Linked DNA regions of Mus musculus: region 2 is linked to region 1. A link is a loop called in an ENCODE intact Hi-C map of the cell type or tissue named here. Cell type or tissue: left cerebral cortex. All regions are shown on one strand. Links, peaks and the distances in the headings refer to the core of each region. The heading gives the core; the rest is flanking DNA.

Region 1 (16,367 bases), core at 6,126-11,125:
GTTTACTTTAGTGAATAAATTAGAATGAAATAGAAGTTGGTCTTCAAATGTGCATTGAAGATTTTCATTCAAGCTTACTGGTGCAGGAATACAGAATTCCCAGGGCTATAATAGTAGTACTCTACAGCTCCAAGTATATGGTTTCTAGCCACACCTACTATGACCCATGCTTTTCCTCACTCACAGCCTATCCTGTGTTTTGACTGTAAGGCTAGTAAATCTGAGAGTCAGGACTAGTTTTCTCTAATCAGGGAGACCTGGGTGATGTTTTCTGCTGATGTAGATCAAAGTAGCATACCATGGGGGAATTCACTGAGAACAATTATAGACAGCCATGTAAATTGTTCTTCCTCTCCAAAAAACCAAGTAGGCTAGCCAATAAGTCACCTAGCAGCCACATGAATTTCTAGATGATGAACTGTGAAGGGCATTTTTCCATTCACATCTCACCCACAGCATTGTTCTGTCCAAGATATAGCAAGTGAGAAAACGATGGCTTGTATGTGTGAGTTTGGGAGGCAGGGTAAGATAATTGCCACAGTTTGTACTGTCATTAAGAAACTCTGCACTGAGAGTTGTGCTCACAGGCACAGATGAGCAAACACCCCCAGGAAATCCCACAGTCGCTCTGCACGGCATCTGAAGGGAACTCTGAACAGCTTCACTCAGAAGATACTTCTGCCTAACCAGCCGTCTGTTCCTGGGATTTATTGATCTGCTGCTTAATGAGATTTTCTGGTTTGGTTTTTTTTTTTTTTTTTTTTTTTTTGAGGCCAAATTTCTGTTTAAACTGACTCTCATTATCTTAGCACCATGCACTTCTGGAAAGCATCAATCTCCTGTCAACACATTATTCGTAATTTCTAGCTTCTTATTGTGAACTTAAAAGTCGATAAAACAAGTTTATAGTCAAATCTGCTGGATTCCGTCTGTGGGCTAAATCTTCCTTCCTTAGCTTAGTTAACTCTTGGGAACATCTCTCCCAGTGAATCGTGAACCACTGAGGGGAAAATATTTTTTTTATATGTATGTGTATCTGGGTCTTAATGTCAGTACATATGAATGTGAGTGCAGGTGTCTGCAGATGCCAGAAGGAGGCATCAGGTCCTTGAGAATCAGAGTTACAGGTGTTTGGAAGTAACCTGCTATTTGTGCTCAGAATGGAACTTGGTTCCTATAGACCAATTCATGCTCATACCTTCTGAGTCATCTCTCCAGCCCAAAGAAATATATTTTAAAAGGAGAGGGTTTGGCTCTTTGGTTTTTCTGTGACTAAGTAACAGAATTCCATCATTATTGTTGGTTTGTCTTTTCTAAGAAGATGACATTCACAGTTGGCATGTTACCTCTATGTGAATGTAAAAGCTGAAGAATGCAAACCCGTCAGTGTATCTTTACACAATTACAAAATGTTTAATAAACACAGTTGGTACATTTTTCTCTCTATAACTATTAGAAGCAAGGGTCATGCAGGAGCTCACAAGAAGTTTTAGAGAAAGGAAGAAAATATCAAATTTTGGTACAAAAGAGAAGTGAGCAGGCAACATTTTTAGCAATTGGTGTGCTATTAAATAACAGTAAATAAAGACTGCATTGCTGAATAACAGTAACTGGGCAAATGTACTGAGAAGGAGAGAGTGGCGTAGGTGAGAGGCGGGTTTTCACACTTGAACAGTAGCTTGTAATAGTGTACAATGTAAGTCCCTGTTTCTGAAGAGAATCACTGTGGAGTGGTGTCATAAGAATGTCCAACCTCTCTTATTCATGAGGCACTTGGGAAATGATGGAGAAAGTTGAGAAAAACGCCCACTGCAGATAACCTTATGTGGTAGAGATGAGATGGCAAAAAGGATTAGGAGGCAGAAAGAAGCAGAAGGGAGAAGCCTGCAGCATCAGTGGGAAAGGTGGGCAAGTGTCCGGTATCACCAGATATTAAGTCCCTACGCTGTGACGAGGTTGCCATGGGGCAGCCTGTATCTCTTCTGAATAAAGTCAGAGAATAACTGTGATAGTATGGATGCTGTTCTGATAGATTATGGATCTCTGAGGTATGTTTGAAATGCTATTCAGAACCCTGACAAAATGTCATATACATGCAGTGATTTGTGATCCCTCTTTGGACACGGGAATGGATTGAGCCCACCTATGACTCTCCTTAGAGAGAGGAGAGTCATAAAGGAGTCAGGATTGCCTGTCTTAGCCTGGATAGTGTTTCTGTAAGATGGCACATTTAACTTACTCAACTGATATGCATTGCATGCTATTTTCTTCCGCAGACCATCAATAAGGTTCTGGTCCAGTACGCTGCGATCGTATCAAATGACTTCAGTTCATACTGCGATAAGGAGACAGTGGTAAGTAGGACCACGCCCACCCCACCCCCACTGGTGAGTGTCCCAAAATCGAAACGTGTGCTTTCTAACTTCAAGTAAGTAGGAAATATCAACTGTGTCAGTTTCCATAGCGGGTGATGAGAGCTAGGGAATCTCAGGGTGCTGCCTCAAACCTCACCAGGCATCACGTGTGGGCTTCCTATCGGGATTGGATAGAAGGGAGAACGAGGCCAGTGCCTGCCCGATTGTTTTCCGTGTTGAGAAAAATGAGATGGTAAACCATTGAAAAATGCACAAACTCATAAAACACCGGAGCTGAGAACTAGGGAGATAAGAATTAAGTGAGTGTTGATAACAACTCCTTTTGCTTTTTACCCACCCTGTTGCTTTCTACCCAGTCTTTCGGTTTTCAAATCAATTGAGAAGGAGAGTGAATATACAGGGCAGCGATGCTTCTGCCTGTGATTTATCCCTATCTCCGTGGGTTTTTGATGATCCAGGAAATACTTATAAAGTCCAAAGCAGAACTGCAACTATTCAGCAAAAGGCATTTAAAAAAAATCAAGATGAACTGAAGTCGTTTGCAGTCATACAATCGGAGTGATTTCACGATGTAAAGGGAAAGAGTTCTTATTTCTGTCCTTAGTATTAAGAGATCTGTGTGGCCAACACTGTGGAATTTTTTTTTTTAAATGAGTAACACTGGAACACCCACAGGGTTCTTAAGAGCAACTTTTCCCTCCCCCTTGGAAAAATAAAAATGAAATGGAAAACCAGCCCGCACTAGTTGGCAAGGCTGAAAGGGAATCAGGAGCCAGGCGGCAGCGACCCGGCTCACCCTGGCTGACAGCTCATTAAGACAAGCCAGTCCTGATGGTTCCTGAAGATTTCAGTCGCCGCCTCCTTCCTTTTCATTAATATGCTGCCCAGCAATCCGATGATAGCTTTCAGACAATCTCAGCACTGACTTCTAGCCACCTTTGACTCCAGCCCTCTACATGGGAGACTATTTACTTGTTGGAAGCATATATTTTCATTTAAAGGTTAAAAGATGATGTATGCTTCCCGTGTAAGTCTGCAGATCATAAGAGTGTCTTGTAGTTTCAGCAAATACTCTGTTTTTATTAAGATGGCAAGACGAGTATTTGGGAAGTTGGCTGAGAAATAACTGATTTCCGTTAGCTCCTTAAATGCTGGGCAGCCTCCTACCTCACATGTTAACATTCTAAATTCCAGATCATATGAAACCTCTCCCCCGCCCCATAATTGTAAATCAATATATATTGTATTATTTTTGTAAAGGAGTTGATCTTTAAAAACATTTATTTCAGTGTGTGTGTGTGTGTGTGTGTGTGTGTGTGTGTGTGTGGTATATAAGGGTTTATACATGTTAATTCTGTGCCCACAGAGGCAAGGGGCAAGGCTACAATAGGGTATTGGACCCCCCTGGAGCTGAAGTCAGTTTTGAGCCACCTAATGTGGGTGGTGGGAACTTAATTCAGGCCCTTTGCAAGAGCTGTACACGTTTTTAACCACTGAACCATCTCTCCAGCCCCCAAAATGGAATTTTGTAGTTAGTTAAAAGTCCATGTACATAACATAGCCCAGCACCTGTACCTTAGTGTACACTTAAGCCATATAGGAATGTTTCTAGTTTGAATCAAACTTTAGTATTCATTATATTTTAGGGTTACAACTAATCTCAATTAAGATTACATGTATATGATTTTGTTTGGTATTTTTTTCCTTGGATATTTTTCTTTATTTCCATTTCAAATGTTTTCCCCTTTCCAGATCTCCCCTTTGGAAACCCCCTATCCCATTCCCCCTCCCCCTGCCATAAGGAAAATAAAAATGTATACATAGAGAAGCATAGCTATACCCATTAGCACCTGTACCTTTCGTTGCCTTCATCCTAGCAAGCAGTCTCCTGGCTACCTTTGGATTCTATTGTTTAAGTTTAAGATCATTTTAATCTCACCAAGGTGTCTTGATTGAATACATAGCTTTACAGAGCTTTGCCTCGAGTCATCACAAACAGAAGTTTGTACCTTCTCATGAACACATTACAAATGTCTTTTAAGAGTCAAAACCATAAGTCAGATATGGCACATACCTTTAATCCCAGCACTCAGGAGGCAGAGACAGGTGGATCTCTGTGAGTTCAAGGCAAACCTGGTATACATAATGAGTTTCAGACAACCAGAGCTACAGAGTGAGATGGCTCAGTGGGTAAACTCAAAAGCCTGATAGCATGTGTCCCATCATTAAAAGCGATGTTAGAAAGAAAGAACTGGCTCCTTTCTACATGCATACCGTGATGCACATGTACACACACACACACACACACACACACACACACACACACACACACGCAGGCACACACACGCACAGTAAGTAAATAGTCTACTTGAGATTATATTTTTTTTGTAGCATGACATACTAATTTGTTGCTGTTTTTGAGACAGGTCCCATGTAGCCTAGGCTGACCTTGAACTTCTAATCCATCTCCCTTCACCCCGAGTGCTAGGTTTACTGTTGTGTACGATCTGGCCCCTTCTTACTGTGACAATTTAAATCAGAAGTGGTCAAACCACTTTTATGCCTTTTGTCCCCATCCCAAACAAGCCAGAGCATCCTTTTCCAAATCAATTTTTCTTTATTTTAAACATTTTTAAGCTCAAACACTTTAGCCGTATAGAAATGTCTGTCCTTAGTTTGAATAAAACTTTAGTATACATCGTATTCTAGGTTTTTGACTGTTCCCAGTTAAGATAAAATAAAATGTATATGATATGTTTATAAGAAAACTCAAAATGTACACGGTATACATACTGAATGACAGCTATGCCCAAACATATTCTTTCATCTCCATAAACTCTTCAGTAAGCAATAGCATTCGGTTGGGATAATGTTCATTTTACTAGGGATTTTTTTTTCAAAATTTTTAATGCATAGCTTTGCTACCTAGCCCATGCCAGCCTTGAACATTGAGTCTTCTTGCCTCAGCCTCCCAGTTCTGGGATGCAAGGCATGTGCCATGTCTGGATGGATTTATTAAAACATTAATGCATTTATTCTGACTTGCTGACTACAGAATTGTTAGAATCAATCTGTTTTGTGCTTAGATGTGGGGTATAATTGAATAGTAATCTAGTTCTTACTAATGATTCAATAAGTCGATGTAATAACAGTGGACTTGGGGCACTTCAAGGTCAGGAAAGGTGAAGAGCTTTATATTTATCTCAACTTTACCCAGAAAATTCCCTCTTACCTCTCTCTTCTCCATCCTCTTTTCATGTAGTGAGTAGCCATTGCCCCAAGTGAGCCCAACTCTCCCTAGCATTCTTGAAAATCAGAAATGACCATATTTGACTTGGTGTATGGCTTTTTATGTAAAGAATTGGTATTCTCGTCTTGTTCTGTGTACTAAGAACAGACTTAAATGCTAACATCAAATAAATCAAGTAGAGTATGCTGGGATCAAGGAGTGCAGATTGTGATTTTGGGAGTAGAGGCCATTAAAACTGTCTGTAGCATCCCACAGTCAGAAACTCGGGAGTGTAACTCTCAGTTATCTATGTTTAAAGAAAAATAAAATATCTAAGTGGCCAGAATCCAGGAACAGAATAGAAGTGTGGAATTGTTTCCATAAATCAGACTTAGGTTGTGGTCACTTTAAGAGTCAAGTACAAAGTCTCTCGAAGGTCTGTGATGTGGTTAAGGTAATAATAAAATCTTTCCACTGATGAGAGCTAACGCCTCTTTGATGTCCCATGAGTCCTTTGTCTGACCTTCTGATTCATTGCTGGCTCCCTTCCCAGCCACTTGGAAAGTGTGTCCATTTCCTGTCTCTGTCATCCCCAGCTCTGAGCCACTGACTCTTCAGAATCGATGTGTCGCAGCCATCAGTGAGCTTTGCAGCTAGGCCAAAATCTATTTTCTGATTTGAAATTAATTCCAAATTGATATCTCGTCTTGTCACAAAGTTTTATAACACCACTGCCCTTTTCTACCTCTCTAGAAACAACTCAAATGCCTAAGTACGAGTCCCGTGTAAGCACAGTGCTGCAGTCTACCCAGTGCACAGCAGCACGCACAGCGTTCACGTTAGCCAGTGACAATAAAAAATAAAAATTTAAAAAAAAAAAAAACCTCAGTGTAAAGTCTTTGTAAAGCAAAGGCAATGTAGGTGATAGAAAAGTTTAAAACCAAGGTAGCAAATTCTAATCTAAATGATGGAAAAGAACCCAAATAAACAAAGAGGAAAGTCAGAAGAGAAACACATTTGTTCTGAGCCAGATAATGAAGGGACTAGTCTACAGCTTCCTGGCTTAAGTGAAAGACAGAAACTCCATCGAAGTCATTTTAAATTTTTTGGAAGTTTTCTTGGGTTTAAAAAAAAAAAGAAACACAAATGTTCTTTGGTTTTAAAACAGCACAGTTACCAGAGAATTGAAATTAATTGATTTTCTCAAAATAAAAAAAAAAAAGTTAACAACATAGACTAGGGTAGGTTGGGGATACAGCTCCATCGAAAGGGCACTCCCAAAGCATCTCTCAAGTCCTGGGTTCAATCCCCAGCACTGCAGAAGTCAGGTAGTCCACACCTGCTATCCCAGAACTCGGGAAGTAGAGGCCGGAGAGTCAGAAGTTCACGATCATGCCCAGCTCTCTGAGACTAGCCTGGCACATAAGAAACATTGTATCCAACAAAACCGTAAAGAAAAAGTGGCTAACTCTTATCTTCAAAATACCACAAGAAGAGGAAAGGGCCTGCCGATAGCCAGTCTCCATGTGCTATTGCACATGTTGATTGTTAAATTGTATTCCCCCAAATGGTCATCTATTTCCTTTCCAGTCCCAGCTGTTAAAAGCCCTCATTCAAAGTAGCCTAATGATTGTTTGGTGTGTATCACAGGCCACAGGTTGACAGCCATAGACTGTAGAAGTTAAACTCGCTCCAGAGGTGGGAGGATGCGAAGGATGTTGATCACATTGCCTCTCTTTCTCTTTCTACAAGCCTTGCATATTGATGAACAACATCCAACAACTGCGGGTCCAGCTGGAAAAAATGTTTGAATCCATGGGTGGGAAAGAGGTGAGTGTGTGTCCACTTTTGTCTTTACCAAAGGACTCTTGGGTGGATGTTAGTAGCATTTTGCTTTGTTCTGGAAAGCGTCTTACTTTTTGAAATGGTTTTTACCAATGAACAGGAAGCAGCATTTGTTTGCTTGGTTGTTTGATTGTTTTTATCTCTAAAATCCCATTCGCAATTACGGCAGTCACTATGACAGCATTTTAGTAAATGGAGGTGTATTCAGGGACAGGGAGAGAGCCAGCCAACCTGTTGTACAATTAAAATGTATGCATATAAACTAGTGATCAGTAGTATGACAAAGATTACATTTTATACTTCCTGTTGAAGTTGACACTTGTTTTAGAATCTATGTTGTGGCAATCGTGCTATGTCGGTGCTTAATTTTTCACATCGTGAGAGCTGTGTCAAACGTGCTATCTGTGTGTTGTGTCTGTAATGTGTCGTGTCTCTATTCAACATCTGTGCCTTGCAATTCCACGAACAGAAGAAGGAAGGAGAGAGATTCTCCTATGAGGTTTGTGATAGCAAGCGTTACCCGCTTCCCCTGGCTGTCCTTCTCCCCCGCCATTTAAAGACCATTGCGTGGCCCGTGCGCGCACGCACATGCGTGCACGTGCTCTCTCATTTGCTTCTTGAGATCAGACAAAGAGTAAAACATGAATTAGCTCGCTCCTGCCTCTTCCTGCTTGCCAAGGTCTTGTCTTTCCTTACAAACTGGTGTGTGCGGGGGGGGGGGGGGGGGGGGGGAGAAACGGGAAAGTCATTAAAGGCAAGAGTCACTGGAACAGCTGGTCTTTCTGGACTCACCCTGCTTGCTGCCAACAGCAACAAAAATAAAACAAACCCTTAGGGCCAGAGAGCTGGCTCGGCAGTTAAAGGCACTGGCTGCTCTTCCAGAGGACCCAAGTTTGATCCCTAGTACCTGCATATCAGCTACCATCTCTAACTCCAGTTCCAGGGGATCTGCTGCCCTCTCCTGGCCTTCTCAGGCACTGCATACAACATGGCACTTGGATGCATGCAAGCACTCAGACACAAAAAGTAAATATTTTTACAAGAGAAAACAGACCCAATGAAGTTATGTCTACAGTGTTTCTACTTCACTTACATCAGACTTTCTGTATAGTAATCCATGGGCCCATGCAGAAAGCTAGATTCAAAATGAAAGCAAATTTCCCTTTTATTTCCAAATGTCTGAGGCTAAAGAACCTCTGTTAGCACCAGCCTCTTCACATGAGATGATGAGTCTTTAAACCAAAGGAGAAATTCAGCTGCCCCCCCCTGTAAAAAATGAAGGTGCTACTTAACCCCCTAGAAATGGGAAGCACAAGAATCATGTGCAATGCTACAATTTTTTTTTAATATGAGTTCTTTCACTGGTAGTCTCAGATCAGCTTATGTGAAATAAGGCCTCGCTCCCTGCAGTGTGCTAATGCCTGCTCCAAGGTCTCGGGGCATCAATCTCATTTCTGGATTCTTCTGTTGAAATTAATGGGCATGGCAGTTGGGGGAATCATCCCATACGATTCCCTTTCCTAATTGTCCTGATGCTTCGTGACATCCATTTAAATCTATTTAATAGTTTTAGTGATGAAGTCACTCATTTCTTGTGGGAAATCTCAGCCCAAAATTCAGTGAAATGGAAACGCCAGGAATCACGTCGGAGTGAAATTATATATTGGCTGACCTATTTCTAGAAACTTCCCCCGTACCCTAACTATTTCTCTACCATTCTGTGCTTGGACTCTGATGCAGATAATATTTGCTGAGATGAGTCTAAGCAGAGAAGATGGAACTGACAGACTAAAGGCCCATGGGGCCCATGGTTAAAGGAAGTTGTGTAGACCAAGTCAACCTCTTGCTAAGCACCCAACAGGGAGACTTGTTTACCAGGCAAACGTGATTCTTACTGGTGGAGAGCAATTACCAATTTGAAAGGTGTAGGTTCTCATTATAAACTATGTTTATGTATAACTTCTTCCTTTATAATGCAAGCCATGCCCATTTATTGAGCTCCTTATACATAACATACATGAAAAAATGCAGTTGATCGAGTAAGGGAGATAAAACAAAGGCCTGGTTTCTGTCTAATCTGTCAAGTGAATCAAGGCAACTCTTCCCTATATTCACCATCCTTCTGTCCCTCTTTCTATGCAGTTTTCCCTTCTTTTTTAACCTGGCTTCCATTGATAAATAAAAGCTCTAAGCTGAACCAATCAGAACTAGCATAGAGATACATGAAGCCTAGAAATAAAACAAGACCCAAACCCAAGGCCAAGTGTAACACACAGATTTCTAGGATGGCTGTGCTTAATTAATATATAATCATGTTAGAGTTGTAGGGTGACCCAAGTTATGAAGATGGTCTGCAGATTCTTTCTGGTCGGGGCATCTGTGAGAGACAGTAATTTAAACAAGTGCCTTCACTTGGGGCTTTTAGAGAAATCAAAAAGTATTTTATGGCTGTGGTAGCATATGGCTGAAATCCCAGAAATGGAGAAATGGAAGCAGGAGGGTGAGAAGTTAGCTGTTGTCCTTGGCCACATAGGTCAAGGCCACTTGGGATATGTGAGACCCTGTACCACCCCCAAAGTTATCCAAAGGAAGAAGAAAAAGAGGTAAAATTATACAGTATGACCAGGAGTCACCTTTCGCTATAAGACATATATGCAGTACTTGATGCAGGCATATTCAACAGCCTTTGAAAGTTTTACCATGTGAGGTTAAGGACATGCTCAGTGGATAAGACCATTGGCTATGCAAGCATGAGGACTTGAATTCAATTTCCCAGAATGCATGCAAATATCCAGGCATGGTCACATTCACAAGTGCACACCAGTAACATCAATGCTCTAAGGGGCAGAGACAGGAGGATCTCTGTGGCTTGCTGACCACCAGCCTAGCTCCAGGTTCAGTAAGAGACCCTGAATCCAGGGAATAAATGAGAGAGTCACAGAGTAGGATACCCACTACTTTTGTCTGGCCTTCACATGTATGAATAAGCATGTATGCATGCACTAAGTTTGAACATGTGTACATATATCATACATATGCAGCACACATACATACACATATATTTTTTGAATCATAAATAACTTCTTCCAAGCAAACTAATGTTGGTTGCCAACTTCTCCCCCACGAAGCTACTATAGGGAATCTTAACTAATACCAGGGGCACTCTCCATCCCAGGCCAGTTCCTCCTCTCTCGGGAGTTTGTTACATGGACCCCACTATGCTGGGGTGTGCACTTCTCTGAAGTCAAATTAGCAAATGACAGTTTGATCATTTGCTCAGAGTAGCCTTAAATGCTATGTGTTTGTTAGCTGGGCTCTCCCCACAGGCTGCTTGCCTCTAGCACTGTCTGCAGCTGGCCTCAGCTGGCCGCAGCTGGCCGCTTGCAAGCATGACTGCATGGTGCTGCTCTGACTGCCAGGACAGCTCTTCCCTCACGGGCAACCTCTTTCCTCTGGACACAGAAGTGTTTCACACTTGCATTTTGGTTTTGTGCTCTTTACTGGTGAAACAGCCATCGTCTGCATGGGGTCCAGATGGAAACATTGCCAGTAAGCCTGAGGGAATCGCTGTAGTGACTAATAGGAAATATACAGCCTATATTATAATCTGACTTTGGGACGAAAGTTAACCATTTACCCCACCATCACTATACCATGTCATGTGGCACCCTCGTGTACCACAATAAAAGCATCATGGGAATGCTATTCACTAGAGAATGATAGTCCGGTTATTTTGTAATAGGTAGAATAACTCAAAATAAAAATGTTGTAGCCTATACTAGTTTGCCTCTTTTGACTATAACTCCATGTGTGTCTATTGCAACTTCTTTGTATTGATTTCCTAACATGAGCATATTGTTGCAGCTCTTGGAAGTCACTTACAAATCTTCCTTTGATTAGCAATTTAATTTGCATAAGTATATGAAAAAGAAAATTAAATTATCAGAACTTTAATTTCTTTGCAGGGAGTCATGATATAGCGGTTTGGATACTCCACGAATGTTACATAAGTTGATTTAGGGGAATTCCAACTGTGCCATGTGAGCAGACGATCTGCACTGTGGTGCAACCGTTTGAAATGGTGGCACCTCTGGTTACTCGTCGGCTTAATGCATATTGACAGTACTCTGAACTCTAAGAGTTACTCCTTATTGAGATATTTACAGGAAAAGAAAGTTGCTATTAAGCTGCATTCCCGTCCTGCCTACTATAAATCAGGCCCAGTTGGTGCCATGGTAACATGGTTTTTATTGACATGTCTCAAGTATAACTGAGTTTTCTGAGTCAAGTCACAGTGGGGATTTGACTGTAAGAGTAAGTTTTGTTTGTACAAAATAGAGCCACTGTCCATTTCGGCGAGCAGCTTCATTCTTGTGTTTCAATCATGTGTATCTGTATTATTCTGAATCTTTTAGCGCTGAGCTAGCATTTGGCTGCGCCGGAGTGTGACATACAACTCACTGAAGTTCTTCTTCCCCAAGCCTATTCACCACACAGACTTAGGAAGCAGCTCCAGGTCAGAGAGGGAAGCAGGGAACCCGGGGTGAGGCTCACTGTTTAAAGACAGGGGGTCTCCATGTTAGCAATCACTAAACTTCAGCATGCACCCTGGCTTTGGGATGAGACTCTGAAGATATACTGCTGGACTCCAGCCTCGGATTCGGATCTGCAGGTAACAGGCAGGACTGTGTGATTCGAGTAGAAAACAAATTCCCAGATCACAGTGATACTGATAGCACTGGCCTTGGGACTCAGCACCACTGCTCTGTCTTGGTAAACCAGAAAGAGTGTGATTAAAAACAGCTCAGGGCCTGGAGAGATGTCTCCACGGTGAAGAACACTGACTGCTCTTCCAGAAGATCCAGCTTCAGTCTCCAGCACCAACATGGTGGCTCACAACTGCCTAGAACTCTAGTTCCAGGGGATCCAATGATCTCTCTAGCTTTCATAGATACCAGGCACATACATGGTGAACACACACACATTTGTACAAATACTCACAGACATAAACTTAAGTTAAATCTCCTCTTTTTTTTTTTTTTTAATAGAAAAGATAACAACTCAAAATGCCTTTATCTTATCTTTGGACCACCCTCAACCATCAAACTTCCTGTTCTCTGAATCTTGATTTAACATGATTGGATGAAATTTGGGATAATACACAATAGTGCAGTCAAGTTCTTGTAGTTAATATAATAGTCCTAAAATATAGCTAACTATTTTGCAGTCATATGCAAAACTTCATCATTTCCTTAAAACATTGCATAGACTTTTCACTGTTTTGTGCATTGTTTTGCTTAGTAGTATTTACATTATTTTAATTTGTAATTAAGATGATAAGCATATATTCAAGTCTCCAGATGATATGTTTGATTTTGGCTCCTGAATATAAGTAGAAATATCATTTAGTAATAAATTAATGAGGATCAATATCCTATTTTTATCATTTTTCAACAACTACCAAATAAATTGTAGAATAAATTGAATTATAAAGCATATATTAGGCAGCTCAATAATAAAGCAGACAATTCAATTAATTATAACTTACTTTCAGTTCTAAAATTGTCTCCCAAAGCAATTTCAAGTATTTGTAAATTAAAAAGTTTAATTATCCATTGTGCCTACTCAGAGTTATTGTACCTGCAGGAGGGCAGGAAATGGGGTAGAAAATAAAAGCATTTTTCATTGTCTTCGGCCTCAAGGAGTTTGCAAAGAACCAGCACTCATAAAACAGCTACTAAGAGCCAGGCTACCTTTCAGCACCTAGAACAGCAGTTCTCAACCTATGTGTCATGACCTTCTGAGGGTCCTGTATCAAATATTCTGCATACCAGATATTTACATTATGATTAATAACAGTAACAACATTACAATTATGAAGTAGCCACAAAATAATTTTATAGTTGGGTGTCACCACAACATGAGAAACTCTGTTAAAGGGTCTCAGCATTAAGAATGTTGAGAACCACACACTCAGAAGCTAGGCATCTATGCTACCTGGACCACTTTCAGCATCTCTCCCTATCTCTGCACCTCAGGCTTGACCCATCTATCACATGATTCAAAGCACTGAAAACCATACTAGGCAGCTGAAATCTAACGAGTGCTAAGATAACTCTACTTTTTACAATGTTGGGTTTATTCAGGAAGTCGCAGTAATAAGAGACAGGGGTTCTGAGGGAAGATCACTCTCTAAACTTGGAAGCACCTCTCAAAGGCAAATTCAAATGCTGTATCTTATTCCACAGTAAACTCGAACTTCTAGCATCTCATTGTGTGGATATAACCCAAAGGTGAGACGGCATGCGGCTGAGGTCAGAAAATGCAACCAGTTATTTTTAGTTTCATAGCACTAACCAACAAGAAATGAATGTCAGGCATTCTGGCCTTTGGTTTGCAGCTGCTGCCTGGTTTCTGTCTCCTCCCAGCCATCTCTGTGATTAGGGTCTTCAATTGGATTTAATAGAAAATTAAGAGAACAATGAGCTAGAAGAGCAATCCGATTGCCGTGATTTAGCAAATACAGTTGAGTCCAAAGCAACTCTCACGTATAGTCAGGCTTAATGGCTAAACTTGTGAAAGTAAGGTAGCAAGGAAGTGACAAGGTTCCGAGCTGGCAGCCCATGTCAGGATGAGATGCAGGACCCAGACAGGTGCTGCTTGTTAACCTTGCTCCCCAGAATTTCTGACAGTCTGCAGGGTCACCCACATAATGCCAGGATTCCTTTTAAACTAACATCTCTCTTAAGAGATACATACACCACAGCAAGGAAGGATAGGCACATAGCTCTATTTTATCTTATAATTCTCCACAACAATTCACTCTTATTGTTTATAGCTGCCCTAACATACCATAAGCCAGTGTAACCAGCAGTAGAACTATTAGCTTCTTGGAATCTATATTGTGTCTATTTTTTGGTCTATTCGACTAAGAAAAGCACAGCTTTCACTTTAAGCTAGTAGTTCTCAACCTGTGGATTGTGACCCTATGGGGGAGGGGGGTCAAGTGACCCTTCCACATATCAGTCACATATCAGCTATCCTTCATATCAGATATTATATTATAATTCATAACAGTAGCAAAATTACAGTTGTGAAGTAGCAATGAAAACAATTTTATATATTGGGGGTCACTACAACATAAGGAACAGTATTAAAGGGTTGTAGCATTAGGAAGGTTGGGAACCACTGCCTTAAAGGAAATAAGAGATAGTTTGTTCTAGAGCAAAGTTGAGTGACCATGGTACAGGAACACAGATTTAGGTGGCCCTGGATTCCATGATTTAACATGGAAGCAGTTTCATGAACTTCTGTAGTTTTACAGAATAAAGAATGCCCTAAATCAAGGCAATTTTGAAATACATTGGTGGGTGCATCAGACAGACAGTCATGGCAAAGTGGGAGGTGGTGTTCTATAGGCCTCCAGTGATGACATTCTTAGCTTTCTGGTTGGTGAAAATCAGTGGTCTGCTAAGTTAATAGATTCCAAAATGTTCTTAACTTTTAGTCACAAGATTTTAATTCTGACACTGAGGTGGAAAAAAATGGCTACTCAGATGGTTAAAGCTAGCCCAGATATGGTCATTAGCCTCCACATCTGCAGCACCCCAAACTCCCCACAACATCTGCAGCTCAGTTAATCAGTCTTTGAAGACACAGATCTTTTTTTCCAGGAATTTTTGTTGCTCATTGATACCTAATCAGTAGTTTTGTCAAAGCTGAAGACAATACCTTACTAGTACTAGTTGATCTGACATACTGTCATGGCATCTAACTACATACACTGTATAGTTATGCTGTAACTTTTTTTTTGTTGTTTTGCCACTGAGCATCTTCAACTTTCCACAGTGCAAGCTATGAATTTACGCACAGTGACAGACACTTCTAGCTCAGCATCCATGTCCTTCCAGGTTGGATGAGGGATATGCAGTGCTCTGCCTCTGCATGTGCTCCTGAGAGTTCTTGAGGAGGGCCTCTCCAGAAAGGAATACAAACACTACTGAAAACAGAGTAGCAGCATCAGAGCTGTAGCACTCGTGATTAATTATTTACAGTACAAACCAGATACTTTATTTCAGACAGCGCACCACTTTCTGATGGGATGCCACCACTTGCAAGGATATTGTTCTAACGCCAGGTTCTCCATGCAATGTTCACAGATTTCCCAGTTTTATTTTAGCTTGAACCAGGCCTCAGGGAGTGAATAGCCTCTGAAAACTGGAACTGTTGGAGAGAATCAGCCTTTCTAAAACAAAGAACCAGAGCCAGAAAAGACTGTGAGAAGTTGCTGGAAGCCCTTCCCCGCTGAAAGTCACCTCGAGGGGTCAGAAAATGCTAAATCAAATGAGTTTATTAGATCAACCCTTATTTGTCATTTATTATTATTATTATTTACTAGGAACAGCCATTGAGGGAGGATGGAAAGAAAATGAGAAAAATACTAAGTCAAGACTTCAAAAGGATAAGTGATTCAGAGGCATGATTGGGCATATCTTGGTATCCAAGGGTAAATGGAGGAAGAATATAAAAGTCAAACATGACATCTGCATTTTACCAAATCAGAGAAAACAAGAAGAGAAATAAATTAAGCCAGAAAGATAACAACCTCCATGTTTATACACTTTGATGGAGGTTCAATTGGGTCCTCAGAAGGGAAAAATCTACTAGGCACCTAGGAAACTAGACAAGATGTCCAGGCTTGCTGTTTAGAGAATGCAAAGAAGAGAATTAGGGGGTAGTTCACATAGGAGTGGAAGTTGGGGCTATAGACCTGAATAGTTGCTCAGGGAAAAGTAGAAGGAGGAACAGAAAGGGAGATGGAAGGGCATTAATACTTAAAGAGAATGTAGAGGACTTACAGTCAACAGGAAGAAGGACACGCCATGCAAAACTGGACAAGCAAGGAAGGAAGGGCTTGA
Region 2 (16,367 bases), core at 4,076-9,075, 410 kb before region 1:
CAACCACATCTCACCCACTGTTCTGATTTTCACTTTGCTAATTAATCCTATTCAATATACTTTCATATGATTATTGGCTGTCTTTGTATCTTTGCAGAAATATCTACTTGAATCCTTTGTCCACTTTAGTTGATTATTATAGTTTATGTTGTAATCACAGTTGTTCTTATGTTTTCTAGACATTGATTACTATCATAAAAAGAACCTACAGAAGAGTAAAGAGTGTATAAAAAAAAGCAAAACTTAATGCCTAATACTATCCATGGTTTCATGCTTTAATCTTCAAAGAAAGAAAGAGAAATCACCACTCATTTTGGAAGAAAGGAAAACCCTGGGACTATTTATCTTTCATTTTGTCGAATTTTTACTTGAGACATTGATTCCTTTCCTTCCTGAAAAAATAGCTAGGTTTATAGATGAACCTTATTTCCAAGAATGCCAAATTTCCACTCCAGAGACATCTCATGAACAAATCTAAAACCATTAAAATTATAGATTTTTTTCTAGGAGTAGTGCTGAAAGTGATGCAAAACAAAACACAAAGCTCCTGATAGCTAAGGCATCCAGGAGAGATTCAGATGAAGTTCTCAGTTCTTTGAGCACATCAAGAGCCATCTTATCAACCTAGAGTGTGCTCCTTTAACTCATGAGGTCTTTCAATCCTCAAGTCATTGAATCAGTAACATTACAGTAGCTGGGAAGATTGGTTTACCCTTAAGAAGAAATCAGACTTAAAGTTTCAGGTTGGTTTGTTTCACCACCACTTGTTGAAGGCTTTGATCTCTTTCAGATTAAGGGGTTTTATGATGGACTTGAGTCCATTGCCTGTAGAGCTATCACATGTGTTTAATTCAACCCAGGTATTTTTAGATGAAGAATCCCAGTCCCAACACTCAGGATGCTCACAAGCAGAAATGCTAGAAAGGAACCTTCAAAACTTGACCTTCAGTCCTAATACCAATCCTCCTTCCTTGAATCACACTTTTTCCAAGCTCAGGACAGAAGCACAACTATCTTGCAGGAGACGAGTAGTAGTTTTTTTACAGGGGTTGGGGGAGAGTCTTGACATTACTGTTGAAAAAGAGAGACTCTTGGGTAAAATTGAGAACTAAGAGACAATTCTCTCAAGGGAAGAACTTACTAGGTGAGATGTTGACCTAAATATGGAGATCATAGTAAAGTCATTCAAATGCCCCTGTTGTTTCAGTGTGTATCATGGATGGAATCCTTCTGAGAATGCAATTGTAGTTAAGACTGAGGATTAAAATTTACACTATCCTTTTCTGATGGCAGTGCCAGGCAGCACATGAGAAAGCTGCACTCTTAATTAGACTATATAGAAATTATTTTGAATAATCTGTATGTAATATAAATTTGATATTTCTCTTATTTTGGGAGCTGGAGGATCTCTTTCAAATTATCACTTGCAGTAACTAGTAGTAAGGAATAGATTGAGTTTGAAGGTATGTGAATGACTTCATTGTAGTTTCATGGTTTGATTCCACCCAAAGATGCACCAATTACTTTCAAGCACTTCTGTGGGATTTAGCCTGAAGTCTGAGAAAAAACTATGATAACATAAAAGACTAAAAATAGAGTCTTAGTTAGTTTGATTAGAACAAATTAATTAGAATAGATTTTCTGGTTTCAGAAATATATAATAAAAGAAAATCTTGGGTTATTTTAGTAGCAAAATGAAGAACTGATTATAACTAGCCTAGATGGGGAAAAAAGATAATTTTTATTTTTGCCATAGTAAAATGAAATTTGTACTTGAAAAAACTCCATGGATAACCTAAAAGAGAACACACAACTGAGTCTATGGTACATTCAAACTCAGGAAACCGAGGCTAAGTAAAGTTATGCCAATGGTGATGAGCACGTGGGAAACACCAGCACTGTGAAAGAAAAAGGACTCCACCTGCTACCTCAAATTTATTTGAATTCAGACATCAAATATTAAATTGGCTCCTGACTGTACCATAATTACATATAGAAAGCAGAAGGGGCAGTGAGATTTGGCTGGAACATAAGAACATGATTAGCCATTGTTTGTTGAATACTCCTACAGGCCATCAATGTTGCCTGACAGAAATCATCTCATTACAGGCACTAGCAAGGGGATTAATAATAGTGATCGTTTTTGTTTTCATTTTGCTTTAAGCTTAGAACAGCTAAGCTTAGAGAGGTTAACAAATACAACCCATGTCAGGAAGATGTATAGAGCCAAACTGGAAACCAACCCCCAACTATTTCATAGCTCATTTAACAGCCAGTTTCCTGGATCAACGAGAGCCCAAGTTTTTAACTTGGTGATGTCCTTTTAAAAACTCAGATGCTATTACTAAACACCCAGCAGTGTTCTGGACCAAAAGTCTAGTTGCAGTCAACCAAGTAGTATTAACTATCTAAAGACCAATACTCAATGTTCAACGACTGTTCTCCAAGCAGAAGTGTTCTGGAAGAGGACATTTTATAGATGGCAAAATTTACAAGTTTTAAAACAATGATTCATAGGAGGGAACTTATAAAGGTTTGTTTATTTACTTTCTAGCAAGCATTGCACAATGGGATATTAAGCTCAGAGGTCACAGAGCTTTTCAGTCAGGGCTGCAGTCACCTGGACCATGTTTAGTTAGGTGGTCAAGTTTCAACATGGAGTCTATGGGGAGGAGATTCCCATTTCGGCCCAGCTGTTGTCAGAGGCCTTATTTCCTGGCTAGTCACTTCCTTCTGGGCTGTTTGAATATCCTCGGGATGTGGCTACTCGCTTGGCTCAGAGTCAGAAAACCAAGAATGATAGCGAAATGGAGTCGCTCTCCTTTTTGACTCCAGCTCTGCAGTTACACTCCCAATTCTGCTCAGAGATCACTTGTGAAATGATCCAGACTCTCTTGGGAAAGCGCCAAGAACAGAATTTAATGTATGTGTTAATTGCCACCATGCTACTTACATGAAGTAAATCTTTTAAAATTATGCCTTTTCAGTCAGTTCTTCCAGGTCATTTATTTTTCTCTACATTATTCACTGGCTTAGAGCTAGAAACATCAACTTCCTCTTTTACAATTGCTTTTTCCCTCAATCATCTTGGTAATAAATCATTTTTGCACATTCATTTGTGTAGACACCAAATACTGCCATCTGGCCTTGAGGATTGGTTATATGGGAATAGTTCGTTTTCTAATATTTAGCAACGACAATTGGTTTATTGTTACCCAACTGGAGAGTAGAGTCTTCTAGAAAGCTGAAGGGTTGGCTCAGTTACACAGGGTCTATTGGTGCTTCCTCTGTTAAGCTGGGCTGAATCATGTAAATCCATGCCTGTAATCCCAAGTATTTGGGAAGCTGAAGCAGGAGGACCACAAATTCAGAAATAGCCTAGGCAACTTACCAGGTCTCTGCCTTAGAGGCACAGCTCCATGCAGAGCCTGTGTGAGATCTGTGGTTCAGTCTCTTGTTCCACCATCAATCAACAGATTCCACAATGAAATCAATATTTCAGGTAACCAGGAGAGAAGGGTCTTTCCCTTTTTGATTTAGGGAAGTTTTATTGCTAATAAGAAATAACTCATAATGAGGCGTCTTCTTGTCTTTCGCCTTCCAAAAACATACCAAAAAAATTACCAACCACTTGGACCAGCACGTCTTAGGAGATGAGAAGTGGTTGATACCTTAAAGGATTTGTTCCTAAAATTACTGCCAGACTCTTGAGAGAAGAAACAGCTCTTCTATCAAATCAATCTTCTGGTAAGTTTGGGGGTATGTCCCTGTTAAATGTCAAGGGGTTGCCTGGCAGTTAGTCATTTCCTGTCCTGCAGTAGTATTTAATTTAACTTTCCCCAGGTCCTGCAAGGCACAGTGTGGATTTGGAACGCACATTGTCCTCTGATCCTTGTTACGTGTTATTTAGAGGAGACATTCTGCAGGTGGAAACTACCCAGGGAGGGCCAAGGAAGTTTTGCTTGGGAGTTTGGTATCGATGCAGACCACTAAAGACAAGGAGCTCCCCCACTCTTTGCATATATGCTGTAGTTTGTTTCCAACCCGTGTCCTCCAAATACATGACTTTTCCACGTGTAGAGCTCAGAACCATTTCTATTTTGATCTAGGACCAGCATCATGATCCTTAATCAGGGTTTATGCACCAGGTTTGCTGCAGCTCCCAATCCTACTTCCTCCCACGCCCTAAAACTGATAGTTACCACTCTGGTTCTGCATCCTGTCAGGGTCAAGTTGCAGTGTAGTTATTTCTCAGAGCTCTTCACAGCACCTGCATGCACACTCTGTCGTAGACCACACGCAGTCAGCATCATCTTCTACTTCCTTCTGCAGGTTTAAACACTGAGCAGCATCATGTCACAACTGGCTGAGGACAGGCATCCTTTGCATTATTCTGGGTGCTGAGTGCTCTTGGCTCGGTGTAACTGCAGCACTTTGGTTTGGTTCTTGTACACAAAGGAAAAGTCATAAGGACAGTTTCCTCCTTCGTGCTGAAGGACATCCTTCGAAACAATGCCTCGTCAAGCTTGGATGAGTAGACATTAAAAAGTCAGGTTTTGCCCTGTCATGCACTGTTAGAGCTCACCAGTTTTCCCTTGTTGCTCTCAAGCGCTTACAGCCGAGGGCAGCAGAGCTTTGTCCTGTGGCCTCTCTGGTGAGTTCCGATGGCGGAGAATACAATGCCCCAGTGTTTGCCCCTTATGCGGTTCATTAGACCTTGAGCAGCTGCTTGTGTCCATTAACAGGCTCTTAAGCAGCAGGTTGGGGAAGCTGTGCCGCTATGAAGCTAACCGTGAGGCTGAGGAGCTAGGAATAGAGAGGGCCACCTGCCAAGATCTGGCATAAATACTGTGTCAAATTGGGGAATATTTGTTTTCAAATCACATAATGTTATTGACTGGTTGTTATAGTTGGTAGGAAGAATACGTATGATGTGTATCTGTGTGTATGTTTACGTGTGTTTGTGTATGTGTGGCTGTGAGTGGGTGTCTGTATCTGTTCGTATGTCAGAGGACAACCTTGGGGGTCATTCCTCAGATGATTTCTGCATTTTGTTTGAGGTAGGGTTTCTCAGTGGTCTGGAACTCCACCAAGTAGATTAGGCCCACTGGCCAGTGAGCTCCAGGTATTCTTCTGTCTCTCCACCTTCTAGCTTGTCATTGATGGGATTAGAAGACTAAACCACCTGTGCAGGCCTTCTGCATGGACTCTAGGCATCTGTGTTCAGGGCCTTAAACTTGCACAGCAACCAACCGTTTTACTGACTGCCATGTCCTCAGCCCTGGAATGGGCCTTTTTATACAAGTTGTATCCAAAACTGTTTAAATGGGCTTCACTGGGTGTGTTCACTGCTGCTGCTGCATCTCACATGTTGATGGGAGTGTCATCTCTAAAATTGACATTCCTATTCCTATCCTTACATGGGCTGAAATAATGGCTTATAAGTCAGATGCACACTTTGTGCATCTGATTCTATCTTAGCCACTAGTTGATAGGATTTCCTGATTGGGAAAATACCATTCAATTATCGCTCGTGTGTGTGTGTGTGTGTGTGTGTGTGTGTGTGTGTGTGCGCGCGCGTGCACCATCCATTCTTGGTATAAAGATGCCAGGGGTGTAAACTTGTATCCCCGTGCTTATATGGTCAATGCTTTATATATATATGGGGAGGGGCTGAACCATATCTCCAGCCCCCATCCTCTCATTTTCTACAAAGCAAAGGAAATAAAATAAGTAAGCCAGAACACCAGATGCAGCTTAAAGCCTACAAATTATTCCCAGACTTGAGCTTCTTTAAGGCTCTATTTTAAGATGCAGTACGTTTTATATTTGTTTCAACAGGAGGGTTAGAGGATTAAAAAATGCTTAATTGATGGAAAGTAGGAGTGGTTACTCCCCCCACCTCCTCTACTCAGCTAAGCTAAAAGGAAAAGCAAGCCCCATTCAATTCTCAGCCAGATCTGGAAGACATTATTGCAGGAGAAAGAAAATCCTTTGAGCATTCATGTTTCTCTATTGCCTACTTTGATAAGTGTATGTGTGTCTAATCCTAATTATTGAGGGATCAACCTTCATATTTACAACTGCTTACAAAAAAAACCCAACAACAACAACCCAACAATAACAACAAAAAACAACCCTGCTGGGAGAGAAGGCCAAGGTATTGCCTCCCTCTTTAAAAAAAAAGGGTTCTGTTAAGGGTATCTTGCCAGACTAGACAGTGGACTTTGTGTGATTCCAAACACAGTCAATAGCATGTGAAATAATAATTATTATTAAATACCATGATTAATTTAATAATTATCTGTTTTACTAATGCAAGTAGCAAAATTGGCCCTATGGTGGTCACCTATGATCCCCACGGCCCCCGCCCCCACCCCTATATCCCCACCTCCCCTACCCAGGGATGAAGGCAACACCTGGCATCCACATCCATTCATTTCCCCAGCAGGAAGCCGTGACCCTGCTAGTGAGGTGTGCTTAAGTCGTGATGACCACACCTGGCAGCAGAGCATCTCTTAGGGATCCGGGCTGAGGAGCCTTCTCTTAGAGTGGCTCTATGCAGCTGGCGCAGCAGAGGGAGCCTGGACTCCAAGGGAGGAGGCTAGGAGCTCAGGTCTCTGCTGCAATCGGAGGATCCCGGGCTGCAGCCGCTGTGTGAAGTTCCCAGCACACACTCCTCGGCTGCTGCTCTGCACTGTCAATTGTGGGTGAGCCAGGACAACAACAAGGAGAGGGATCCCATTTTGCCTTCTTAGAGAAAGGGCTGAGAAATGAGCCGCCCAAGGAATCTGGCAAGGAGAGGAGTGAAAGGCAGATTCCTGCCAGCAGCTAAGTTGTAAAATTGCTTTGGAGGCTACCCAGGGAGCGCGATAGAATTGATAAGAGCAGCGCGCAAGCCGGGTTCCTGAGCAAAGGCATGCCCGGCTGCACTTGAGTCTGGGCGGGCGCAGGAACGCTGCCTGCGCCTCCTGCAACTATCTGTGGCTGGAATAAAGGAAAAGAGCCTAGGAACACAATTGCAAGGGGGATTCCTGGACGGAAAATACATCTACCCTCAAAGGAGGGGAACAACAACCCAGCTGGCCTGTGTGCGTTTTTAGAAGGAGAATCCCTCAGGTATGTTTTCTTTACCTCGCTGAGCTGCTTCATCTGCATGAATCTTAGCCTCTGTCTGTTTCCCACCCCAATGGTTCTTTCTCTCCGCACTTTTGAATCACAGTGCGGTTCTATCCATATAGGGGATACCCCTGTAAAAGCTTGCTTTTCTAGGCTCATAATCAATTATGATTTATTGGAAATCATGGTTTTGAATGCAGCATGATAACTGTTTGCTTAGTTTGCAGTCAACTTTCAGGGGAATTACTGCATAGGAGCAAACAAGGTTGGGCTAAGAGTCGGGGGTTCTCTTCAGTCCCTTAAGGTTTGGGAATGGGTGAAAATGAAAGTCAAAGAGATTTAAAAGTTGGGCGCTTCTAGGAAAGGGTTAAAAGCCAAGCCTGGTGTTGGTGTCACCTAAAGGTGTGCAGCTGAGCCTCAGGTCTGGGGTCAGCTGAGCTTTGGGATGGTTCTGCCTATCCAGAGCTGGACCAGTCCCTTGGGTGATGATCATAAAGATTTACTATTAAGAAGTGAGGTTGCTTGGCTCTGTTTTACAACTGTTCCATGACACAGAAGGAGGCAGTCTTTAAAAAAAAAAAATCCCAACCAAGACCCAGCTACATGAGTAGAACGAACTTCTGCAATTACGTCATCAGCATACTTGTATAATAAAGAGAAAGACCCAGCAAGAGTCATACCTGGGTGAAGTGACAAAGCCGAATTTCATCTTTCCCGTGAGGGCTTTAGAGAACAACATGAAAGAGGTGGGTGGAGAATGTGCAGAACTGTGAGTTTTTAAAAAGCTTCCGTGCTTTGGAGTTCATAAATGAAATGTCCCTAAGGAAAGAATTTTGCCATTTTTGACTCGTCGATACTTTCTTGTGTATATAAAATAGTTTCTAGATCTTCTGCATGTCTATGTGACAGGGTTTTTTTTTTTTTCTAAAGCTTTAGGACATTGACTTTTAATTCCTGTTCTACTTTTTAAAATGATATATTAGCTGCTATAGATTAGAACTAATAGGATTTAAATCAGTTATGCACCTTTGGCCATGCAGAAGATCATCACTCTGTTTTTGTAAAACTTAGCTTTTCTTTCTTTCTTTCTTTCTTTCTTTCTTTCTTTCTTTCTTTCTTTCTTTCTTTCTTTCTTTCTTTTTTTCTTTTTGCCAAGTGGCAGCAGTCTGGAGTACTGAGCTGGGCTTTACACCAAAATGAGGTAATGAGTTGTTACAAAGTCCTTGTTGGGATAGTGGAATGTACTAGAATAGGGTGGATATCTACAAGCAGCTGTTGAGATCACAAGAACAGAAGATAGAGAAAGGGTTTCTCTACGGGAGCAGGAAGCGCAGTGTGTTGCTTGGATTTTGACATGTGCTGTGGTGCAGGTCACCCATCTGTAGATGAGGCATCCTAGCAGAAATGTGATAATAATTTCAGAGCACTGTATAAATGCTTATCTTTAAGAATAATACACTGATGCCAAATTGGGTAAAGAATATCTGAATCTCATAGGCAAGTGAGAACTGATTTTTTTTCCAAACCCAAAAAGTTAATTTGTTTTCAAACTACATGGCATTTGGTTGGGATTTATTTCAGCAGAATCATGGACTTAGATCTGAGGGAGGCGAGGAAGATGCAAGTTTGTTTTCTAAGCAGTTCTTTCCTGTTGGACTTTAATCACAGACATTTTGAAACATCTTCCCAAGAGCTCAGCACCTGGACAAACCAGTGTGAGTGCAGGTGAATCGGAGGTGCGCGTGTGAAATGGGCCCCAAGGAGTCTCTTTCGGTGTACTTCTTCCTAACCACATCAACCAGTTTCTTCCTAGGTCCTATGATACCTCTTAAAGCTGCTCTTCTTTTAGTATCTAGCAATGAGGTATGTGGCAAACAGAAGGAGTTCCTTAAAAGCCCATGGATCATTGCAGACAGGTGCAAGCGTGGAGGTTCTTCTTGCAAAGACCGATTACTCGAAGTACTTTTGCGTAGGATAGGGAGTGATTGATGGTAGGGTCAGTGGAGAAGGAAACACTTGCATGTTTTTGCTCATTTAAGGCCAGCTAGTGTCTTTGAATATCTGTCCAGGAAGTTCCTACACTTTCCCCTCCTCCCTTCTCCTCAGCGATTGTAGTACATACAACTTCTCTGAGCTCTTAGGGGCATGGGACTCCTGCATTTTGTGTTCTCGTTTTAACACCTTTGGCTTCTGGTGTGTATTCTTTCATCCACTTAACATTTACTACACAAGAACTTTCCCCAAATTATTAAAGGCATTGAAATTACCTTGCCACGTGATGATGATATGCGTACAATCCTTGCTTTGAGGGAGGAATTTGGGGAATTGTAAGTGCATGCTAAATTTGTTTCTAGAATATACCTTTACAGATCTAAAGCTATTGTTTAACTGTATTGTAGCTGCCACCCAGTATCAACTTACTTAGTCATGTACATTTAGAACACTATCACTCAAGTGCTAATTGCAAACCCAAAAGATTGGATTGGTATCTTTTGCTATTGTTAGAAATCATTTCTGGGCCCACAGTTATCTGTGTTTGGATAATAAAGGCTTTAATTCCTTTCCAGCTGTTTTTAAAGGAGGTTTATTAATAGCCCTCTCAGCCTGTAGCTTTGGAGCCTGCAGAAGACTGAATACCTGGTGTTGGAATCACCAGAGATAACAAATACCACAGCAGTGTTTGTTCTGCTTCCGGCCTTTTAAAAAAAGAGTTAGAAGGAGCCAAGGAGATGGCTCTGCAGGTACAAGTGCTTGCCAACAAGCCTGAGGACTCGAGTTTGACCCCTGGGATCCACGTGATAGAAGGAATGGGCTGATTCCCATAAGTTGTCCTCTAAACTCTAGGACCGTGCCATGGTACGCACAAGCTTCCCCACCACAAATAAATATAATAAAAGGTGTTACATAAAACTTGTGAGGAAGACAGGAGAAGTTCTCCTAACGTCTTGAGCAGAAGTTTCCCAGAGGAAATGTAGTCATTCTGAGGACACATGGCATGATGCCTTTGCTACTCGTAAGGCTGGAAGTGTGCCAAGTGACATACACACTCCCGCCTCTTTGCATATTTTAGTTATGGTGTACCCGTTAGCCTCTGCATGCCAAAATTATTATAACCTGCATGCAGGACAGGTTTTATACTGTTCTTCCTCCACAGAGAGTTAAGAATATTTTGTAAAAATAAATACCGGTTTCTAAGATCAACTCAGCACGATAAATCATAGCTAAGGCTTTTCTGTTTAAAGGTAATCACGCGGTGTGAGTTGCCTTCTCAAACAACTTCTTTCCCCTGAGAACTCTGAGGTCCCACCCTGGCCATCTCCACTTCACACAGTCAGTCTCAGCCACCTCCCATCCTGTTCTTGGTAAAACAACTTATTTCTTAGCATTTAGAATCGTAGAATCTGGGTGCAATCTGTCTTTTTTTTTTTTTTATAGAAAAAGTGTTTTGCATGAAAATATTTTGCTTAACATATTTCATAACTAGAGACAATATTCTTTATGAATAGCTTTCCCAGACACATGCAACACACACACACACACACACACACACACACACACACACACATACATGAGACAGACGAGTACAAGTGTTGGCATAGGTGACTCTGTGTGTGTATGTATATGTGTCTGTGTGAAATTTTATTCAATATTTATTTACATGTATATTTGTACCTACTTGTTTCTAAGTGTGCCACATGCATGCAAGAACAGGACATAAAAAGGCATCAGATCCCCTGGAACTGAAGTTGTAGGCAGTTGTGGATCCCGGGAGCTGAACTTGAGTCCTTTGCAAGAGCAGTAAGTGCTCTTAGCTCAGAGCCTTTTCTGCAGCTCCAGCTCTATTGTTTTATGTGTAAGAGAAGCTGATAGCTTAGGTGTGGTCAGTGAAGGCAGTTTCCAAGAGGGAATACTGTGGACACAGCCTTGGGGATGCTGGTAGAGGGTCAGATGTGTTCTGAACCATGCCATTATTAACTGGCACATAATTTTTAAAAACTGAAAAAAAATTGTGTGATTTATCAATGAAACCTCTTAGGTAGCAGTTTCAAGGGAGGCATTCCTGGATAACTAATGCCACACATCAACAGGAGTCCAGCAGGAAACAGCAATATGTACTATAAACATCTTGGCTCAGTTTTTCACGAGCTAGGTAATTTTCGGGCATTGTTTTCCTTTTTGTCCTTTCCTATCTGTGAATCTGTCTGGATATCTGCTTCAGAAAGTCACTTCTAGTTGCACAGGTCAGGCATTTTGTAAGGTCACTATTGTTTGGGCTTTGTAAGATGGACTCCATTGGAGAGGTAGCTGTGGTGTTTATTGGATATGGTTTGATTTCCCAAGTAGGCTGGAAAATGTATAACTAGTCTGTGTTTGTCTGAAGGAGTAAGGAAGCAGTATTCTTCCACTTTGCTTTCAAACTATTTTCCTTCAAACAATAAGGCATATATATATATATATATATATATATATATATATATATATGCATCCAAGGAGTTGGCACCCAAGGAGGATGGCTTTAGTAATCCAACAAATACCACCAAAATCTACATGTGCTCAGCCCCCTCATGTAAAATGCTGTTGTATTTTCATACAACCGAATCACATCCCCCAAACTGTCACCACATATAGTTCTGATGGAATATAAATGCCATAGAAACTGTGGGCACACAAGATTGTTTAGGGCACAATGACAGGAAATCAATTGTGCCTGTTTGTTCCCAGCAAAAAGTTGAAATGCTTTTGGTCTGCAGTCAGTTGAGTCTATAGACACAGAAGCTGTGCATACAAAGGGCCAGCTGTATTTTGGAGAAACCCCTGTATCTGGGAGTGAAAACATTTTTTCTGCAGCTTCAATTGATTCAATTGAAAAGACTTCAATTAAGTGCTTCCATTGGCCAAGGAAGCCTGGCAAACAAATGGTAAGCCTGGTGTGGTGGTACATGCCTGCGATCTGAGCATTTGGGTATTAGAGGCAGGAATATCAAGACTTCAAAGCCAGCCTCAGTTATACAGTGAGTTCATGATCATCCTGGGTTATGAAACCAAGAAGTAAGAAATGCTGGCAGGGAACTTAACGCATCAATTTTCAGAGTCACTGATAGAAAACTGCTTTTAAAAATAAAATAGATATGTATTATGTGTGGTCCTCCTCTCTGGGTGTACATACTCCATGAACATATGTCCCCTGCCCCCGCCAAAAAACTTGCAGAGTCTCATGGCCAAATTGGCAACCTTAGCTAGCGAAGCCCCTGAAAACTAAATGTTTCCTATCAGCTTTATAGAAGGTTGACTGGCAGTGCACAAAAATACATAGATCACTTTATATGTGTCAAAAAATAAAATACAGTTCTTAGAAAGTAGCCTGTGAGATGGGGCGGTGTGTATAGTTATACAACAATGCGCTGATGCGTTATTGGAAGATAATTGCTGGGCATAATGGCACAAGTATTAGCTGATAAATGTCTTGCTTAGATACACACTAGTTAGAGTCACTACAGTTGCTCTCTGCCTGCGTCTACTTCACCTTGAGCCTCACTCAAGTACCCCCTGCTTCAACCTTCTTCTAGACTGGGTGACCTAAATTTCACAAGTGGCCGCCCTACTTCTCCTTACCGACAGTACCTTTAGAAGGCAAGTGTCTGCAGCAGCTTCTCCTGAATGGCTCTGTCCGCTGACTGCCTCATTTCTGGAGGCTCTAGACTCCTTGTCCCCAGGGCTCTGCTCTTCAACATGGCTCACATGCCCTCGTCAGGTTGTACTTCCCCCGTTATGCTTCATTTGCTGTTACCAACCCTGCTCCGAATCCTCAACACTTTATTCTTAGAACATTGACCCAGTCTCCCAGTCTTCCCATCTACAATGAGACCTCTTTTGAGCATCTGCTCGGCATGTGCCTGCCAAGTTAATTGTCCTAAAAAAATGTCATGACACACATCACTGTCCCCAAAGGTTTCCATGGACACCTCTGTGCGCTTAAAATAAAGTTCAAAAGCCAGATACAAGGCAAAGAGGTTAAAGTATTCCGTGAATAATTATGAGGGTAGGAGTTCAGATCCACAGAACCTCTGTAAATGCTGGTGGATATGGACGCTTGCCGGTAATTCCAGACTTCAAGGAGGAGACTAGGATTCCCCTGAGCAAGCTGACTACTCATTTATGTGAATCCTGGGTTTTCTTGAAGGCTCTGCCTCTTTAACTAATGTGGAAGAGTAAAGAAAGATGTTTCTGGGTAGCTCCCTGGGGTTTCCACGTAGAGAGAAACATGTTACCCTCACACACAAAACATATATGCACACAAATGCGGTACACACACACACACACACACACATACACACACACACACACACTATGGTGGCTTGGGGTTTGGATAGGAATGGCCACCACAGACTCCTGTCTTTGATTGCTTGGTCCTTAAGCAATGGTACCATGAAGAGGTGTGGCCTTATTAGAAGAAGCATGTCACTATGGAGATGTGGCTCTGAGGTTGTGAATGCTCAAGCTATTTCCTCTCTCTCTCTCTCTCTCTCTCTCTCTCTCTCTCTCTCACATACACACACACACACACACACACACACACACACACACACACAGAGTCAGTCTCCTTCTGCTACCTGAGGATCAAGATGTAGAACTCTGAACTCCTCCAGCATCATGTCCCCTGCAAGATGCCATGCTTCCCACCGTGAAGATAATGGACTAAACCTCTGAAACTGCAAGCCAGCCCCATTTGGATGGTTTCCTTTTTAAGAGTTGCCTTGGTTATGGTGTCTCTTCATAGCAATAAAACTTTAACACACACACACACACACACACACTGAAAATGGGAAAAAATAAAATAAAGCTTAAAATTTTTAGTTTTTCAAGAACCTCCTTTACAAGCATATCCCAGCCTGCTCTCTTGACATTCTGGCATTCTTTCCCTAATCTCTGCTCCACTTGCTCAGATTATAGATTCCAAACACTTCTCAAATATAGACTTTTATGGTTCTAAACTACCTGTCTAATTTAATAAACAAATCAAACATTTTATCATTAGATTTTCCTGCGGTTTGGACTTGAAGTTTAGACTCCTAGGGATTCGCTATAAGTTTTCATAAGAATGGGCCTGGCTCTATTACAAACCCCTTCTAATCAGTGACTATGTAAAATGTGGTCATTTGGAGTTTTTTTGTTTGTTTGTTTGTTTTGTTTTTTCAATTGTTTTGTATTGACATCATAAAGATCATTGCGCCCAGAATGTTCATAAGAAATGATTAAAATAATAAATGGTGAATATTCAATGAATACTAGCTGGAATTGACAGTTGTCACCATACTTTTTAAAAACATCTTTATTTACAATGGTCTGTTCATAGATGTGTTTGATTTCATATTTAATTTGCATTGCATATTATCATCAGTTACTAGTAAGAAAAAGAAGTAAAGGAAGGAGGAACCTGATGCACAGAGTAGGAGATGGCAAGAAATGAACTCAGTGCCAGAACTCAACCGTTACCATGTCCCAAGATCTAGGCATGACCTCAGCATTTGGACCAAATCAGAGTAGCTTTGAGCAGCCTGCTCGTGATGAAATCTATGGCCCTGAGATCCCTATAGGCGCTTGCATTGCTTTTCACAGTATGGGAACAGCAAATCCCAGTGGCAGTAGAGTAACAGATGATGGGAGAAACATCAACCCTAGAAGCTGCCTTGAAGAGGAAGGGACAGAAGAGCAATTCTAATCCAGTCATACTGTGTAAAGCACCAGAATTCAGGAGCGTTGGGTAAACAAAGGGCTCCTGAACACTCCAGCTGAATGCCAAAGAGGTATAGGCATGTGATAGGTAGCAGGTGGATGTGTAATAAGGACTTGCATATTTAGCTCTATCTAGGTCAGAGCCATGTCACCGTAGAGGCCCACATCAACTACTAATGGTGGTTGCTTCCCCTGCTTGGTTGGGGTTTCGGAGACAAAACTCTACATGTCATTTCCTGTTTGATTTTTTTGCAGTAACAGTATTTTCTGATTGATTGTGTACTGAATGCCCCGCCTCTGATCTCAGTCTTCTCACACTAACTTTTAGCTGATGTCAGCTGTAGCCTAACTCCCTCCTATTTCACTAATTTCACAATGTGTGTCCCTCTGCATCCAGCTACCCGTGTGTCCGTCAAGAGGCGCAGTTACAGTAAAACATCCAGGAGTCATTCAACACTCGGTTTTGTTTTTATTTTTGGGAGGGATTCTGAGAGCACCTGTTCATTCTAAAATAGATACAGTGGTCCTGATTATGGATACATGAAATTTCCATTAGTATTTTTATTTGGGAAGAAATTTAACAACAACAACAACACAAAAACCAACCAACCAACCAACCAACCAACCAACCAAACAAACAAACAAACAAACAAAGTTTGAGAAAGGGGAAGGCCTAAATTCCTCATCTGAACTTACAAGGTTGGGAATTGCAATTAGGAAGAATCAGAACCAGAAGCTACTGGGACAAACCTGATGCATCACTCAAACTTTTCTTGTATCTAAATTTTGGAGTCCTTGTTTCCCAGACACTTGGCCTTAAGGTTCTCTTCTAGAAAGTTCTGTTTGTCTCTACCTCAGCCTCCATCTGCAGCATACATGTTGCTGGTTGGTTGTGTTCAGAATCTGAAGCCGTTTCTATGAGAGTGAGGAGTAGAGTATTGAAAATGCAGAAAATTTAAAATCCACAAAATGTGGGACAAATTTCAAGTCTCCTTAAAAATCATAAAATTCTAGACCACAGTCTTTAAATTTCTCAGTCTGAAGAAATACCTTGTCAAGCAGCCACGCTTTCTAGATTATTGAAACGTCTGCAGGAGATAAGGTTAATACCACATCAAAATGAATGGAGAATCCATGCCTGTTTATACTCAAATGCAAAAAGTTATTACCATATGTGTCAAAATTAGCGATAAAGATAATTTGAATTTTAATGGAGGAACATAGTGAACTAAGAAGGAATCCAAACTTGGTGAGGCTCTAACTAATTTGCAACAGGAGCTTTAAAGGAAAGATAAATTTAATAGGTATTTATAGAGAAGGTACTATTAATAAAGACCTGAGGGCTGCCTATGTGGCTTTGTGGGTTTAGGTGTTTGCTGCCAAGTCTAATAACATAAGTTAGATCAAAGAACCCACATGTAATAAAAGAGAACTGCATTCTTTAAGTTGTTTTCATGCACATACAGTAAAGGAATAATAATAAATATTTTTAAAAAAGAGACTTGGCATCTTAT

What was found. A loop is a pair of places that touch in the nucleus more often than their neighbours do. Peaks named below come from ENCODE experiments on the same cell type or tissue, not always from the same donor. Only the 100,000 strongest peaks of a DNase experiment are listed, where the experiment ranks them.
Region 2: it touches region 1 in a loop (3-fold over the local background); 6 of 42 quality-filtered maps call a loop at or near these places.

The regions. Positions count from the first base shown.
Region 1 is chr9:73,550,006-73,566,372 of GRCm38, reverse strand. It overlaps Unc13c (unc-13 homolog C), which reads left to right. Exons shown (of 33, transcript NM_001081153.2): 23 at 2,277-2,354; 24 at 7,357-7,434. Among named protein-coding and RNA genes, the nearest start is that of Gm27211, 370 kb to the right of the region's middle. In left cerebral cortex, for the core only: a CTCF peak has its summit at 8,411 (motif pointing left); a DNase peak (open chromatin) is centred at 8,414.
Region 2 is chr9:73,959,246-73,975,612 of GRCm38, reverse strand. Unc13c (unc-13 homolog C) reads left to right here and starts at 6,576. Exons shown (of 33, transcript NM_001081153.2): 1 at 6,576-7,119. In left cerebral cortex, for the core only: CTCF peaks have their summits at 4,619 and 6,584; DNase peaks (open chromatin) are centred at 4,719, 5,899 and 6,748; H3K4me3 peaks cover 2,060 bases; H3K27ac peaks cover 730 bases.